Regions from separate parts of the Homo sapiens genome. Here region 1 is linked to region 2. A link is a contact called in ENCODE Hi-C or POLR2A ChIA-PET data. All regions are on one chromosome and are shown on one strand. The core of a region is the stretch at or near the end of the contact, and the rest is flanking DNA. Distances in the headings are between cores, read along the strand shown. Region 1 overlaps LRIG1 (leucine rich repeats and immunoglobulin like domains 1). Region 2 overlaps LRIG1 (leucine rich repeats and immunoglobulin like domains 1).

Region 1 (3,444 bases), core at 784-3,283, 57 kb after region 2:
TTTTTTCTGATCCTCTGTCTGCCCACAAAAACGGAATAAGAATTTGAGGATTAAGGACTATAAGCATCTAACTATTAACTACCACATTTTCAGACGATGTGTTGAGGCTTCTGCTTCTCCCTGGGACAGCCTCTGGGCCACAACTGCAGGGACACAAAAAGTGCCTACTAAATATTTACAGAACACGTGACACCCTTCAGTTCACTAGTTCCGAAAAGTAAGAGACACATCAGCAAAACCTGCTGTTCAAAACCTGGATGACTGGAATCATCATGTGGATGGGGCTGCTAAGTCTTCTGCCTTCATTGATTAGGATGAGGAAGGTGGTTCTTTGGGCTGTAAAATGATGCTCATCCACTGCCTGCTCTGTTGTTTTCTCCCTTGTCCTTTGCACGGTCCACTTGGGAAATACAGAAAAGGCATGAAGCATTATCAATAATCCAGCTGCCCAGATGTCATGCTGCTAACCTAACTTGCCAGCACTGAATCCAGGCATCCAATCTAAGAATGGGGAACACAGGCACCTCAGAGAAAACCAAGATAAAGCCCCTTCGGTTTCTGTCATTTCAGAGAAATCACTGACCAAGTCAGATGGTGCCCAACTTCAGGCCAAAGAGCTGGCTGCCAGTGCTAACCTGCATTTTCCAAACTGAATCCAAACAGGGAGTAACTCTCTTTTTTTTCTCTCCTGCTTTACATACTTCAATGCTGTCTAATGGAATAGCAGGAACAAGGCCAAACAGCCCCACTTCTCTTGGCACTTGGGCCAAGGAACAGAAATGTATTTTTAGTCAGCAGAGCAAGGTGCAATTCTAAGTGCCACAGGCCCGTGGGGCAAACTGGGGGCCCTGCCTGCCTCTGGCACAGTGTGGTTCAGAGTCACCTGCCACGCTCCTGCCCCGAGTGCATGGGGTTAAAGGAGTGATGCAAAGGCGTTTGTGTCTGGTCTCAGTTCCACCTCTCACTTTTACAACTTATAAGACCTCCAGGGAGGCTCAGTTTCCTCTCTGACAACACAGAGATATTCTCTGTGGCCCTAGCTTCCTCACTATGTGAGGAACAAGAGCAGTTACATCAGCATTTCTCAAACTTGAACTCGTGGACAAACGGCCAGGGCCCTTGTTAAATGGAGCTTCTGATCCAGTAGTGTTGGCATTAAGCCTGAGGTTCTGCATTTCTAACAAGCTCGAAGCTAACTCAATACTGATGGTCCATGACCTGTGCTTTAAGCAGCAAGGAGCTCCTAGCATCTTCAAGTGCTTTGCTTTATGGACACACAACAGGTTATCACATCCCTATCAGCCTCACATAAGACGAACTCATTGATTAAGCCAAAAATTAAACACCTTCCAGATGCTGGGCCCACAAACCAAGTGGGTACAAAATAAAGTCAGACCTTTACCCATCAAGGGAACAAAGGGCCACAAACCTTCCTTCCAGCACTTCACAGAAACAGAGACTGACTCTTAAATCCTGCGGCCTTAAAGGTGAGATCCTGCCAAGATCCAAGGAGCTACGTGACAACTAGCCACCAGCCAATGACAGTAACCACCATTTGTCAAACACTCCCACAGAATGCTGGGAGCTTCATATACATTCCACTCCCCCGGGCCTCACTTTCCTCATGTATAAAATGGGTCAAAAATGCATTATGTAAATGAGGGAAACGAGGTTCAGAGAGACTAGGTCATCTGTCCAGGGCACAGAGTGAAGTGCAATTCTAACCCCCCACGCTCTCCTGCAATCCCACAATGCCATGAAAAGGGTTAAACCCAAGACCATGTTTCACAGGGACACAGCACCTCCTGAACACAGGGCATGCTGCCAGCCAAAGATCCGAGATCTGTAAGCTATGCCAGCACTCTTATTAATAGCACCTTCTTGCAAAGTTTCTCTGCTCAGCCTGCCGAGCCTCAGTATTGAGAAAAGATTCATATAGGTGAGCAAACTAATTATAAAACCAGCAAAATCAAAATAAAATTAAACTATGAAAGCCTGGAGTGGAAACAGGAAATTCAGTGTGAAGAGGGAGGTGCTCTGCTGGGGAAGCTGCCAATAAAATCTGGCAGAGAAAACTGTTGGACTCATGGCTGGTTTATCTGGAAAGTCTTCTGGGTGAGTTTAAAACAAGCAAGCTCCTCCACCTGACTGCTGAAGAAATAGGGGTAGGATCAGTGCTCAGTTCTCTAGCAAAGGTTTGTAACAGCACAAATGATAATATTCCCAATGGGTGCCTTCATGTCTTTTTAGCTAAGGCCCTTCATCTGCTTTTTCATTTCCAGTGTGCTGTCTAGAACAAATAGATCGCATCTTATCTAACACTTGACCATGACAACATAGTTTTACGTTGATTCCAGAGGCCTGGGGGCACTTTCTTTTTCTTAAAGCCACAAAAGTAAACTGAGTCACATTACCCAATTCACTGGCACAAAGATTAGCTTGCTGTCTTATAACTGACACAGCTTCCTTTAACTCCAGTTTTACTCAAAGTTGCAGCTTAACCAACCACAGAAGCAAGAAATCTAGTTCCATATACCTCTGCGCATTAAAAAAAAAAAAGACAAAAGACCTACTTTCTTGCAAATTAAAGATGAGGTAAAACTTCCAGCGTTTAATTCTGCAAATCCCAAAACAGCAAGCAAAGCGTTTGTCATGATCATGAGGGCCACATGAAGAAAGGTCTTTCTTCACCAGCGAGCACATGAACTCAAGTTATCCTGCCACCAGGTATCAGCAAGGCAACAAACACCATGGCCCCACCACACAGCCCAGAGTCCCCCAAACGGCACCACTTACAGAAAGAGAGAGACGACATGTGATGAAGCAGCGCCCAGGGATGGTACCGCTGTCAACTCATTATTATTGAGGTACCTGTAACAACAACAAGAAATTAATCATGTAAGGCATTTGAATTAGTCTGAAATCATACACATACAACAGAAATAAACAAACGCTGCTAAGTCTGCCACAGTAAACCTATATTCTAATGTTGGAGAAAAGAGAAAGAATTTAGCAGTGAGTTTTTAAAGGGAAAGAAGTCACATGAGATCACAAAAACTAGCCACTGATCACACCCATGGCTAGAAACAAACACTAAGGGGAAGCATCTCCTGTCTCCCATCAGCTTCCCATCAAACTCAGAAATCAAGACAAGGAACAGTGAGAACAAGCCAAGAGGCAGGTTCGGGACAAAAGCGCCCCTAAGACCATCGGTGAGAACACTCCCCGTGGGCCGAAATTTGCCCCTGTCAAAGGGCAACATGTGTGGAACAAGAGCCAGAGACTCACGCCCTGGCTCACATGGAGTTCTGAGGGGCTTGGGACACATGGGGCCAATTATTTCAGTGCCTCATCTGTGAAATAACAAGGGAACTGGACTCAGAGACTCTCTTCCATTTGAGGTTCCAGCTGGACTCTGATGAAGCCTCTGGATGCATCCCCCAG
Region 2 (3,268 bases), core at 605-3,104:
GCCGAGACTGTTTTCCAAAGTGGCTGCCCCAGTTTACACTCCCACCAGCAGTGTAGGAGGGTTCTCCCTATCCTCAGCAACACTTGTTATTATCTGAGTTTTGGATTCTAGCTGTCCTAGTGGATGTGGAGTGCTTATGTTTCCGTTTTTAAAAAAGGAGTGGGAGACTCCCATAAAGCCTGAAACCTTGATCTTCTGCCAAGTGTTTTCATGATTCCCATTAACACCTGACGTTTTTAGAGGGGGGGAAGCTTGAGCTAAAATGTGGGGGTGGGGATGACAGATGTGAAATAAACAACTCTTGCAATCCAGAATATGCCAGGGCCACAGGCTGGGGGCTAGGTGAACTTACCAAAGTCCTACCTGGCTCACCCAGAGGGAAAGCCTGCCCTATGGCAGGAAAGGGGAGGGAGCGATGGAAAGCTTTATTTGAGGGAGGTCTATAAACAATTTAAGGGTCAAGGACTTGATGACAATGGGCCAATGAACAATGGATTATACAGCCATTTTGTGCCTGGATAATGGAGCTGTGCGAGCATTAGATTCCACACAGAAGGCTCCATAAGACAGATCGGTATGAAAAGTCAGTTTGGAGAGCTGCTGCCATGTTCGCAGTGGGTTTAAGACGTGTCCCTGGTCTGGATCCAGAGGAAGTTCAGCAGGCCTGTTCTCAAAAGTGGTGATGGTGAAGGTAGGGGTGGATGCATGGAGAGGGCACACACATCTTGCCTCCAGCAGGCACACTGGCTACTCCAGCAGGCACAATGGCTATTGCTATGGCCAGAAAGTAGGAGACAGAAGTGGCCCACAAGGGTTGCCATATGGATGGGTGAGTTCCTGGTTAGGATCCTCACAGCAGGGATCTCAAGGCTCAAGGGAGACCAGTGAGCACAAAAGGCAGGAGGGACTTAACACCTGCCCAGCAGTTCCAGTCAGGCCTGGGAATCCCACTCTTGCTCCTGCTTAGAGCAAGCAAACAGGAAAAACTCAAAATTCATCTCATTTTTTGACCATGTCTTCCTGACCGTGAGCCTGTGTCAGTCCTGTCTGAGCTAGCCTGCGTGTGTGTTTTCAGCTGTTCAGCATTTTCTGTGCTCTCTGCAACCAAACTTGGATCCCGACTCCCAGTCAAAAAGATGGCAAGAGCTACGCTCCAGGAATCAGAAGGCAAAAAGAATGTAAAGCTGCAAGTGCAGATTTCAGTGGTTTGGAGAAACAGCAAGAGTACAAGTCAACATCAAGGAATTATTTTTACTACAGCAACTGTTCTCCTGAGACTTGTTCTTCCTGTATTTAACCTTTCATTCTTGGGGTCGGAAAGAAACACACATTAAAACGCCAGCCTCGTACGCGGAGTACATTCGCAGCTAAACCCGGGCACCAGAGCCCTTCTGAAACAACAGAACTATCTTCCTGTAACTGATTATTCTGATTTGTAACTGAACCAACTTATACTCCCTTCTGATTAAATGCATGTCCTCCAAGAACCACATAATGAGGCAACTCTACGGTAAATACTGTGTGTGGTTTCAGCAAGAAATAAATTGCATCCAGCAGCTGATCTGTAACCACGGGCTGGGGTTTACTCTGATCACAGGAATTACTCCCATAATGAAGAGTACCTCCTGGCTTCCTTGTCCTTCATGAAGGAGAGAAAAAGTTACAAAGACAGTCTTACCGCACACGAAACTCTCTGGTGGCACAGAGAAAATGCTCTGACCCTTCAGTGATTCTGGGTGGGCACAGGTGGCTGTCACAAAGGCCTGCAGCATCCTGCCAATTAGCCACGGGGGCAGCCACTTCAGCTGGCAGTCACACAGGAAGCTGTCGCTGCTGATATGGCTGAAAGAAACACAACAGTGGATGCTTCAGGTGCAGCCGCAAAGGAGGGACACTCCCTTCACACACACAATGATCAGTCGCCTCCAATCAGCTTCTCAAGTGAACATCAGCAAGCTGGAAGGGGGAAATGGTTTTTCTCACACTTCCTCTCCAATTTCCCAGGGCAGTGCATATAACCCACCTGGAGATTTTGAAAAAATGCAGTTGCTGATTGGGTGGGTCAGGAGTGGAACCCACGACTCTGCTAACAAGTTCACGTATCATGCTGGGGCTGCTGACCCAAGGACCGCAACTGGAGCAGCAGCAACGTGGAGCTTATCCATGCCATGTTCTGGGACAGACACTGTTCCTGTGTGACCCTGGGCTGCCTTCTGACCTCTCCTGACCTCTGATACATCCAACAGTGCTATGCTGCCACCATCCCCCCTCTGGTTTTTCCCACTTTCCTGATAAACTACTTGGAGCTTCCAAACTCGGCCTGAGACTTTGATCCAAATTCTGCAACAAGTTCCGAGGAGGGCTCTTTTGCCTCATGGCTGTTCCTTTTCCATTTGGCAAAGCTGCATGTTTTCTTACTTCCAAATGTAATAAGCCCCGTCACTGTGCCACCCTCTTGTTTGTGCCTTGATCTTTGCACCAGTATTCTTCAGGGGGCCGGCAGAATTCGGCTCTGCTCCCTAAATAGTGCTTGTTAGTTAATTGCCACTGCCCAGGGAGCATGAGAATGCACAACTTTAGCTTTGTGGGGCTCCAACCAAAACAGAGAATATTTTCTTTTTCATTTCTCAGCAACTAAGGATAAGCTTTTTAAACAGAAATCGGAATCGCCATCTCAGCGGACATTCCTTCCTGAGGAGTCACTTGAAGATAAGTCAACCAAGAGTCTAGCTGCCTTGTTCCTGGAAGACCTCAGAGCTGTGAGCTAAAGAATGATGGCTGGCCCACGATAAGGGAAGACTGGGAAAGAGAGCACACAGGCTTCCCTGCAATACACTGTCTCTGGTACATGGTGACAAACAGGAGGCACAGGTATGCGCAGAAATTCCAAAAACATCATGCAGGCCAAGAGCACGACTTTGGCTGCCTTCTCCACCCACCACTGTCCTCAGACATCAACAAAGCAACCAAATGGACTGGCCTTCCATTTTCTTCTGTTTCTCTCCAGATTTCTAATGAGCAGAGAAACTGTCACAGCAAGGAAGAATGAAGTGTAAGCAGATGACCCAAGGCTAAATTAAGTAAAATCCACTCTTCCTCATGTTCCCCATCACCCCTAGATGAGTTGGGCATCTTATTAAAATAATTATAATTTTGGAAAGTGCTTTTCCAAAAACAGAAATAACTTATCTCAAGGCCATTATAACTGGGATGCTGGCCCATATTAGATCTTAAAATCAGCATGAGAGTTTGCATTTTTATTTCACGG

Evidence for each region. A loop is a pair of places that touch in the nucleus more often than their neighbours do. ChIA-PET counts read pairs that join two places held with the same protein, here RNA polymerase II (POLR2A). Pooled maps may share reads with other maps.
Region 1: a map with no recorded cell type shows a loop between it and region 2 (3-fold over the local background). The contact joins two enhancer-like sites. A Hi-C loop is called at or near these places in 6 of 168 maps with a recorded cell type or tissue (Right ventricle myocardium inferior, aorta, ascending aorta and 3 more), 1 of 37 single-sample maps with no recorded cell type and 6 of 50 pooled maps. POLR2A ChIA-PET finds 5 or more read pairs at or near these places in 2 of 52 experiments (H1 and WTC11).

The regions. Positions count from the first base shown.
Region 1 is chr3:66,448,763-66,452,206 of GRCh38, forward strand. It overlaps LRIG1 (leucine rich repeats and immunoglobulin like domains 1), which reads right to left. Exons shown (of 19, transcript NM_015541.3): 3 at 2,797-2,871. Among named protein-coding and RNA genes, the nearest start is that of LRIG1, 51 kb to the right of the region's middle. Within about 2 kb of position 2,034, at least 18 of the 41 ENCODE cell types and tissues checked have a DNase peak (open chromatin) inside an H3K27ac peak, as active enhancers do; they include ascending aorta, where a contact is called at or near this core.
Region 2 is chr3:66,392,362-66,395,629 of GRCh38, forward strand. It overlaps LRIG1 (leucine rich repeats and immunoglobulin like domains 1), which reads right to left. Exons shown (of 19, transcript NM_015541.3): 12 at 1,679-1,842. Among named protein-coding and RNA genes, the nearest start is that of LRIG1, 110 kb to the right of the region's middle. RefSeq lists an enhancer at 1,247-1,296. Within about 2 kb of position 1,855, at least 9 of the 41 ENCODE cell types and tissues checked have a DNase peak (open chromatin) inside an H3K27ac peak, as active enhancers do; they include ascending aorta, where a contact is called at or near this core.